2 separate regions of the Homo sapiens genome follow, and region 1 is linked to region 2. The links are chromatin contacts, found by Hi-C or POLR2A ChIA-PET in ENCODE. All regions are on one chromosome and are shown on one strand. The core of a region is the stretch at or near the end of the contact, and the rest is flanking DNA. Distances in the headings are between cores, read along the strand shown.

What was found. Hi-C counts contacts between places; a loop is a spot of excess contacts on that map. ChIA-PET counts read pairs that join two places held with the same protein, here RNA polymerase II (POLR2A). Pooled maps may share reads with other maps.
Region 1: a loop to region 2 is called in a map with no recorded cell type, with 4 times the contacts of the local background. The contact joins two enhancer-like sites. A Hi-C loop is called at or near these places in 3 of 37 single-sample maps with no recorded cell type and 7 of 50 pooled maps. POLR2A ChIA-PET finds 5 or more read pairs at or near these places in 6 of 52 experiments (GM10248, H1, IMR-90 and 2 more).

What each region holds. Positions count from the first base shown.
Region 1 is chr4:184,504,529-184,509,172 of GRCh38, forward strand. It overlaps LINC02427 (long intergenic non-protein coding RNA 2427), which reads right to left. Exons shown (of 3, transcript NR_147158.1): 3 at 1,932-2,848. Among named protein-coding and RNA genes, the nearest start is that of LINC02427, 31 kb to the right of the region's middle. RefSeq lists enhancers at 1-496, 2,336-2,545. Within about 2 kb of position 2,228, at least 6 of the 41 ENCODE cell types and tissues checked have a DNase peak (open chromatin) inside an H3K27ac peak, as active enhancers do.
Region 2 is chr4:184,446,511-184,450,712 of GRCh38, forward strand. All of the region lies in intron 1 of IRF2 (interferon regulatory factor 2), which reads right to left. Among named protein-coding and RNA genes, the nearest start is that of IRF2, 26 kb to the right of the region's middle. Within about 2 kb of position 2,506, at least 28 of the 41 ENCODE cell types and tissues checked have a DNase peak (open chromatin) inside an H3K27ac peak, as active enhancers do.

The sequences.
Region 1 (4,644 bases), core at 978-3,477, 58 kb after region 2:
ATGCTGGACACCTGGAGCCAGGGCGTGACGGGGGCACTGGCTGACTGCCCAGGGCCCATGCCTTATCCCCCGCCCCCACCCACCACGCCTGCCCACACTTTTCTGTGTGGGTCCTCACCCAGCCTGGCCACGCTCCAGTGGCATCCGCAGCTCTGCTCTTTTCCTCACCCACAAAGAGCACAACAAAGAGGGCAGCAAGGTTAGGCCAGGTGAGAGGCCACTCACCCTGGCCAGCAAGTATGGGTGAGGCAGGACATGCCAGGCCCCTGGCAATCCAGAAGTCCCCTTGGAAGAGATGGAAGACGCAATTCCATCCAGCAAGAACCAACCCTCTTGCCCACTTACCAATCCCATTCTCTCCACGTAGCCCTCCAAAGCAACTCCCCGAGCATCTTCAAAGCCGGAGGCCTGGAAGTGATGAGAGGCCAACATGCGCTCTAATGAGATACAGCCCTGGGTTCCACTTCATCTCCTTGAGACTCCAGCTTTTGCTTGCTCTCTCCATGTCCACCTTCCCTTCCTGACTGCCAGCGGCAGCCGGCAGATCATATTTCCATGCGGCAGCTCAATGCACTCAGCCAATGCATAAAGGAAGCCAGTGGAAGGTTATCAATAAATAATGGATCAAACAGGGAGAGTGTGAAAGATGAATACTGGATGTTTTCCAGGACTTTGCACAGTCATTCATATGCATATATACCTTGCAAATTTCCAAGAAGAAAATATAGCATGTGGCATGTCTCAAACTTGATTGTTCTATAGAAAATGTTATGAGCTCAACTGTGTCTCCCTAAAACTCACATATTGAAGCTCTAACCCCCAGTACCTTAGAATGTGATGGTATTTGAAGATAAGCCTTTTAAAATGGGAATTAAGGTAAAAGGGGGTCAGGAAAGTGGGCCCTAATCCAGTTTGACTGGTGTCCTTATAAGAAGAGGAGGCTAGGACACAGACACAGACACTACACGTGTGCACACACAGACGAATGACCATGTGAACACACAGCAAGAAAGCAGCCACCTGCAAGCTGCCGGGCGTGGTGGCTCACACCTGTAATCCCAGCACTTTGGGAGGCCGAAGCAGGTGGATCACGAAGTCCTGAGTTTGAGATCAGCCTGATCAACATGGTGAAACCCCATCTCTACTAAAAATACAAAAATTAGCTGGGCGTGGTGGCAGGCACCTGTAATCCCAGCTATTCAGGAGGCTGAGGCAGGAGAATCGCTTGAACCCAGGAGGCAGAGGCTGCAGTGAGCTGAGATTGCGCCACTGCACTCCAGCCTGGGTGACAGAGTGAGACTCCATCTCAAAGAAAAAAAAAGAAAAAAGAAAAGAAAACAGCCACCTGCAAGCCAAGGAGAGAGGATTCAGAGAAACCAAGCCTGCCAATATCTTGGTCCTGAACACCCTGCCTGCAGAACTGTGAGAAATCAATTTCTGTTGTTAAAGCTCCCGTCCATGGTGTTTTGTTACGGCAGCCCTAGCAAACTCATGCAGAAAACCTCTTACTATCTGCATGATCTGTTTAGGATGTGCTGAAATAGTATTATTCACCATTTCAATACTATTTTATTTATTTATTTTTATTTTTATTTTTTTGAGATAGAATCTTGTTCTGTCACCCAGGCTGGGGTGCAATGGCACGATCTTGGCTCACTGCACCCTCCACCTCCTGAGTTCAAGCGATTCTCCTGCCTCAGCTTCCCGAGGAGCTAGGATTACAGGCACGTACCACCACGCCCAGCTAATTTTTGTGGTTTTTTCTAGTAGAGATTGGGTTTCACCATGTTGGCCAGGCTGGTCTGGAACTCCTGACCTCAGGTGATCCGCCCACCTCAGTCTCCCAAAGTGCTAGGATTACAGGCGTGAGCCACTGCACCCGGCCCAATACTATTTTATTAAAGCTTTTCTATTTTCTTATTTTCTAAAAATAAGTTTATTTTTATTTATTGGTTATCTAGTATCACTGATTTCTAAGTACTAACTTTCCCCATCTTTGTGTGAGTTCTTTGCACCTGATTCACATAAATCCTTGAATGGTACCTACTCTATAAATAGACAAACGCTTCCCGTGCATTCTCAGCCTGCATTCATAATCCCTCCCTAACCAGCCACTGCGGTGGCTTTGTACTGTGTCAATGTACCTAAGCTGAACTATGTTTCTCAGAAAATCTGAGCAAAATTTGGAAGGCAGAAGTGAAACAGCAGTCATATTTACAGTCAAAGTCTGTGTAGGGCCAGGCGCTGTGGTGGCTCACACACAATGCCAGGCAGCCACTGGCTCAATGTATTGGTACAGGGCAGCAGCTGTGCCTGCAGTTCCTCCAGCTCCCACCAGAACTGCTTCTTCAGCTTCACTGAATCTTGGGTTTATGAGCAATTCCATGGTGAAGGGCACCAGCTCCTCTGCAGGTCATCTTCATCATCAGCGCTGGAGTGTTGGAGGCCTGAGAGGCTGACGTGGAAGACATCAGTTTCAGTCCATCCACAGGAGTTCCATCTCCTCCCTGCAGGTGCAGCTCACGCCTACTCTCTCCCACTGCACATCCATTTGCCAGCCCTGCTGACTTCAGGCCCACTTCTGGACACAGGGGCAGCAGGTTGCAGCTTTCATAACAATGTGTATCCTAATCTCTTTAATAAATTCCTTGTTTTGCTCAAGGTGGTTTTGCTTCTCTGATCAAACTTTAATGATACAGATTTTGGAAACATCATAGGTGCTGCTGCAGTTAAAAACCTAAAATGTGTGGCACTGGCTTTGGGGCCAGGCAGCGAATAGAAGGTAGAGGGGCCTTGAGAAGTCTGTCAGTGAGGCCTTCAATAAATATGATGAAAATATTGTTGAAACCTGGAAGAAGGAAGACAGGTTTGTGTAGCGGTGGGAAGTTTAGCAACATTGAAACCCAAGATAACTTGGAAAATAGAAAATGTATCAATGAGCTGTATGACTGAGTGGAGGGAATTGACAGGCACACGGGCCACCTAACTTCTAGCTGCCACAATAAAATAAGAGAGAATGGGCCAGGCGCGGTGGCTCACACTTGTAATCCCAGCACTTTGGGAGGCCGAGGCGAGCAAATCACGAGGTCAGGAGTTCAAGACCAACCTGGCCAACATGGAGAAACCCCGTTTCTACTAAAAATACAAAAATTATCAGGGCCTAGTGGCGGACGCCTGTAATCCCAGCTACGTGGGAGGCTGAGGCAGGAGAACTGCTTGAATCCGGGAGTCAGAGGTTGAAGTGAGCCGAGATTGTACCGCTGCACTCCAGCCTGGGCAACAGAGTAAGACTCCATCTCGAAAAAAAAAAAAGAAATGAAAATAAAAAATAAAAATAAATAGGCTGGGCGCGGTGGCTCACGCCTGTAATCCCAGCTACTTGGGAGGCTGAGGCAGGAGAACTGCTTGAATCCAGGAGTCAGAGGTTGAAGTGAGCTGAGATCGTACCAATGCACTGCAGCCTGGGCGACAGAGTAAGACTCCGTCTCGAAAAAAAATAAAAAGAAATGAAAATAAAAATAAAAATGAGTAGGCCGGGCGCGGTGGCTCACGCCTGTAATGCCAGCACTTTGGGAGGCCGAGGCGGGCAGATCAGGAGGTCAGGAGATCGAGACCATCCTGACTAACATGTTGAAACCCCATCTCTACTAAAAATACAAAAAAAATTAGCCTTCTGTGGTGGCGGGCACCTGTAATCCCAGCTACTCAGGAGACTGAGGCAGGAGAATGGCGTGAACCCGGGAGGTGGAGCTCGCAGTGAGCCGAGATCGCGCCGCTGCACTCCAGCCTGGGCAACAGAGAGAGACTCCATCTCAAAAAAGTAAATAAATAAAATTAAAAATAAATAAAAAATAAGAGAGAATGGATATGAGCTAAGGAACCCATGGCAAAATATAAAGGTGGCAGGACTTGCAGGATTTGAAAAAAGGAAAAAAAAAAAAATGGTTTGCCATTCCCAGCCTCTCCAAATGGCAAACATCTCAAAAATTAAGAAATGGCTTGTGGATCTGGTTCTAGTTAAAATGGAGTGAGCCGATGCCATGGTAGCTCCCCAACAGGTTACTTCTAAGAACCCCAGAGTGGATACATAAAGCAACTTAATAGGGACTCTGCAAGGAAAAAACAGCAGGTGGGTTGGAGAGGGAGAGCCGAACTCCAAGAAAGATGAATAAGGTGGTAAGTTTCCTCTTCTTCCCCTTCCATGTCTCTTGACATAGATTCAGGGCAGCCAAACCCAGAACTGCTTAAGTGGCAGGGACAGGAAACATTTCAAGAGAAATTCTCTCTTTCCAATCAATGGAATAGGAACAGGCATCCCTGCATGGCAGAGCAAGTGAGGGAAACCTGGCTTTATTCCATCCTGACCTGTCCCGATGCCATAAAAGAGTAAGACTTAGGGGTCTTTGGTGGGAGATGAGTGTATTTTGCATGTGGGAAGGGTGTGAGTTATTTGCCAGAGGACAGGCTGGTGGACTAACGTGATCCAAAGATGGTGTGAGAGCACCCCTCGGCCCACATGCTGTTTTCATAATGTGATCTTGTCACCTCCCATCAAGAGGTGAAGTCTATGTCCCTTCCCCTTGAACCTGGGTGGGCTTTTGTGCCTGCTTTAACCAATAGAGGATGGGAAAAGTGACACTCTGT
Region 2 (4,202 bases), core at 1,256-3,755:
ACAGGCAACTGAGTAAATTATATTATATACCAGGGTAATGGAAGTGAGGCTTTTGACTACTGGAGAAGGAAGTTACAGATACAGAAAGAAAGAAAACTACAATAACCCAGGCTGTGGCACTAGAATAGGAGGACTTGATTTGAATTTGTGCTTTTTCATATATCTCAATAAACACAGAAATAAATACAGAGGTAAAAAAGCATGCATAGGAGGCGGACGGATCACGAGGTCAGGAGATCGAGACCACCCCGGCTAACACGGTGAAACCCCGTCTCTACTAAAAATAAAAAAAAAATTAGCCAGGCGTGGTGACGGGCACCTGTAGTCCCAGCTACTCGGGAGGCTGAGGCAGGGAGAATTGCTTGAACCCAGGAAGTGGAGCTTGCAGTGAGCCAAGATCGCGCCATTGCACTCCAGCCTGGGCGACAGAGCAAGACTCCGTCTCAAAAAAAACAAAAAAAGCATGCATATGTGTAAGTATATATGCAACTAATACACATATTCTCTAACCTTGACACTAAAAGGGCCTGGGAACAGCAAGACCCCAACAGCAATGAGCACAGGCAGTGCACAAATCTTGGTTTCCAAACACCATCCTCCACCAAAAGGAATCAGGGCTCCTTGGAGAAATGGCTGACTCCAGAGCTGGGGCAGGGAAAGCAAAAGATAAGCCTGGGAAAGGAAATAAGGAAGGGCTCAAAAGATAATAGCAACATGTCAAAAAAAAGTCACAGAACCCAACCTGATGGAGCTCCCACTGGCCACATCTAAGACAATCTGAGCACCCAAATACATGACTGAAATGTATTTCTGTCATTGAACAAAATTGGAATCTACGAATAAATAAATAGGGGAATGAAAAAGCTTTCCCATAATGTAGAATGCAAACAAATAAATGTAGGAAGAATGATGGACTTAGAAGATCAACATTTGGTAGCTATCAAAGTAGTACTCAGCCAAGAAATACCAATGGATGCTAACCAGTGAGTAAAAGGCTGGTGAAAAATGGGATACTTACATAGCCTCAAAAATACCTCCCACAAAATATTTTTTATGACAAAGGGAAAAAGACTAACTTTATCATGGAGAAGGCTGACTGATGGCTCCTTAATTAAAAGATCAAATGAACGTTACGAATTAAGGGGCAAATCAAAAGCATGTATCACCTGTAAGGATGCAAGAAGAAGAAAGTCTCACCGCCGTGATATTCTTGTAAGAAATGCATAACCAGAAACGTCAACAAGCCCAAACGGATACACATTCTCTAAGAAAATTGCCTTGTCATTGTCAAAAGTGTCAAGTTCATGGAAGTCAAGGAATAATGAAGGAGGCAGGGCACCGAAATTCAACACCTAGCCCTGCATCAGATTCTCCTGCTGCAAGGGACATGACTGAGACATTCCAACAGGAACAGGGTCTGCGGGTGGGAGGCGACTCACACAGCGGTGCTAGTTTCCTGATTCTGATGGCCGTGCCAGGGTCTCAATGGAGACTATCTTCGTTACAGCAAAGACACATTCAAGTACTCAGGAGTGATGGGATATCAGTATTGGCAAGTTACTCTCCAAAGATGTAGAAAAATAATTCTTTGTACTATTGTTAAACTGTGGTGGAAGTCTGAAATTAGCTCAAAAGAAAACGACTTGGCCAGAAAGACAATACCAAGTAGGTAAGTAATTTCCAGTACAGAGGGAAAGACGACGACAGCCTTTCTGCAAATACAACAAACTCTAGGAAACCCCCTTTGTGGTGCTTAAATGAAGCTGCTGGCGGTTTATTCGTCCTCCGTGCACCAGGATGGTATTAATAAGCACATGCATCAATCACTTTATCTATCCATCCATAAGGGGCAGCTTAATCAAGCAACAATTAGCTGAACAAGGAGGCTCTAAGCTTCATTTCCTGGGGGAGATGAGGAGTGATGGTCCATAATTCATTTAAATTGTTCAGTTGTGTAGAAGAGGAGAAATAAGACGGCCAAAGAGCTCTCGTGCGTATTTGAGAGAAAAGCGCTCAGATTTAGGCGCCAAAGATTTACCTCCAGCCAAACTTCTGTGCTAATTCAATAGAAGTTATTTATGTTTTATATTTTAAAGCACAGAATTGGTTTCCAAGTCACTCTGCCTCACCTCAAAGTTAAGGTGGAAGAAAAACCGCCAGAAGTGCCATCGCTGGGTCACTGATAGATTTGCAAATTGTAGATGTTTGTCCTCCAGAGGCCCCTCCACCACCAGTTCTCTGCAGGACACTTCAGGGTTCCCAGCGCCCCAAATCTGGCATTCCCAGAATAGTTTCATTTTCGATCATGACAACAGTTCCCACTCCCACAGCTTTTCAAGCACTTGGCTCAGGGAAGACCCACTAGGAGTAAGGGCTTTGCTTTTTGTTTCTTGTTTACAACGTTTCCTCGACGTGTGCAAGACGGAAGCCTGAACAACTGTCAGTTCCACTTGCTCGTACTTGGCTGAACACTGCAGTTACTCCCCTGGCCTCGGACTCCGGAGAAGAGCACACAGCACTGTCCAAGAACAGCTCCCACACTGAGAACAGAAACCGAAACCAGGGGTGAAGAACCGATCCTTCCTTCCACAAAGCCTGGACCAGGCAGCCATTCAGACTGCTCTCCTCGGCCCCCAACCCCAACCCAGCTCTGCCCTACAGCCAGAACACCCTTCCAAAAGCACAAACAGACTCTCATCATTCCACTGCCTAAAGCCTGTCCTTACCCCACAAGCCTCCAGCGAGGGGTCCGTCCCAAGTCTCTGCGTCTGTCACCCCTCAGCCTCAAGAGCATCCCCTCTCCCAAGCTAACTCTTACTCATTTTTCAGATTTGGCTTCAAAGTCACTTGACAGCAAACCTTCTCCATTTCACCAGGCCAGGCCCCCAAATCTGTAGACAAGAATCTCCATGAGGACCAAAGTCAATTCTGTTTTGTTCACCATGCTATTCCCAGGGCCCAGAGTACGGCAGAGGCCAACGCTCAATAAATATTAGTTGACTAAATAATGAACTTGCTATATACGCCCAGCACAGTGATACGCAATGACGGAAGGAGCTTGCAGCCTAGAAAGAGAAGACAGGGACACAGGCAATCACAGTGAGGAGAAGGATGAACTGCCATCAAAAGAAGCGTGCACCAATGCGTGGGAAATGCCATCTAGACAGGCAGTCGGGGATACCTTACCAATAATGCTTTAAATGACTTTAGGTTTTCAAGATACAATCTGGAATGTTGTTTATGTAGATCTTGTTTATTTTATACATGGGAATTCACTAGAAATGTACTGATGTTCACCAACACTGCGCTGGCCGTTACCAAGAACTATGGTATGTGGTTAGTATGGTGACCAAGCCAAAATGGAGCACTTCTGAATGTGAATGGGGTCTCATTAATACTGACACCTGAAACAGATATAAAGAGCGACTGTTCCTGGAAACACCAGGATGTGAGAAGCCTCTGGTTGTAGGGGCTAGGTATACTGACGCAGGCTCACCGTCTTCTATTCAAAATCTTGGGGCCAGATAAAGTCTTCAGAATTCAAAAGTGTGTGGATGTTAGCAAGATAATGCGGTACACATACCATATACCACAAGGAACAAAACACCCCGGAAAGTAATTAGGGCAGAACCCCTTAATCCAACACAGTTAATATTTCTGCAGTGAAACACGAACATTCACACTGATTGGGATAAATAAAAGCTATGAATAGCTTCATGTCAATTCAGGGCAGACTATCCTGCCAAATGAGTCATGATAATAACTTTCAGTTTCAGAGCATTTTGGATTGCAAATAAGGGATTTGGGGCTTGCAGTAGATTTCAAGTTATTTCAATCTTTGGAATATATTATTGTTATCACGCTACACGAAAAATCAGCATCATTTTCCTTAAACTGTATTTATATTACACATTAATCTGGCACACACTAGGCTTAATGTAGTGAATAATAGCACTGTTTAGTTCTGAAATGAAAAAATGTAATGCAAACTATTTCTGCTTATTAGAAAGTGGAAAAATACTTTTCCTAAATATTTTTATAAAATTTGAAATCTTAAGTAGCCATTTAAAAGTATTATTTCCTTTAAGTCGAGTTTACCTAACAATACGTATGTGCTTTACCTTACCAATCAAATACATAAAATACTTATAAAATAAGAAAAGCTTTAAATATTTAGATTCAAAATTTCTTTAAAATAGTCT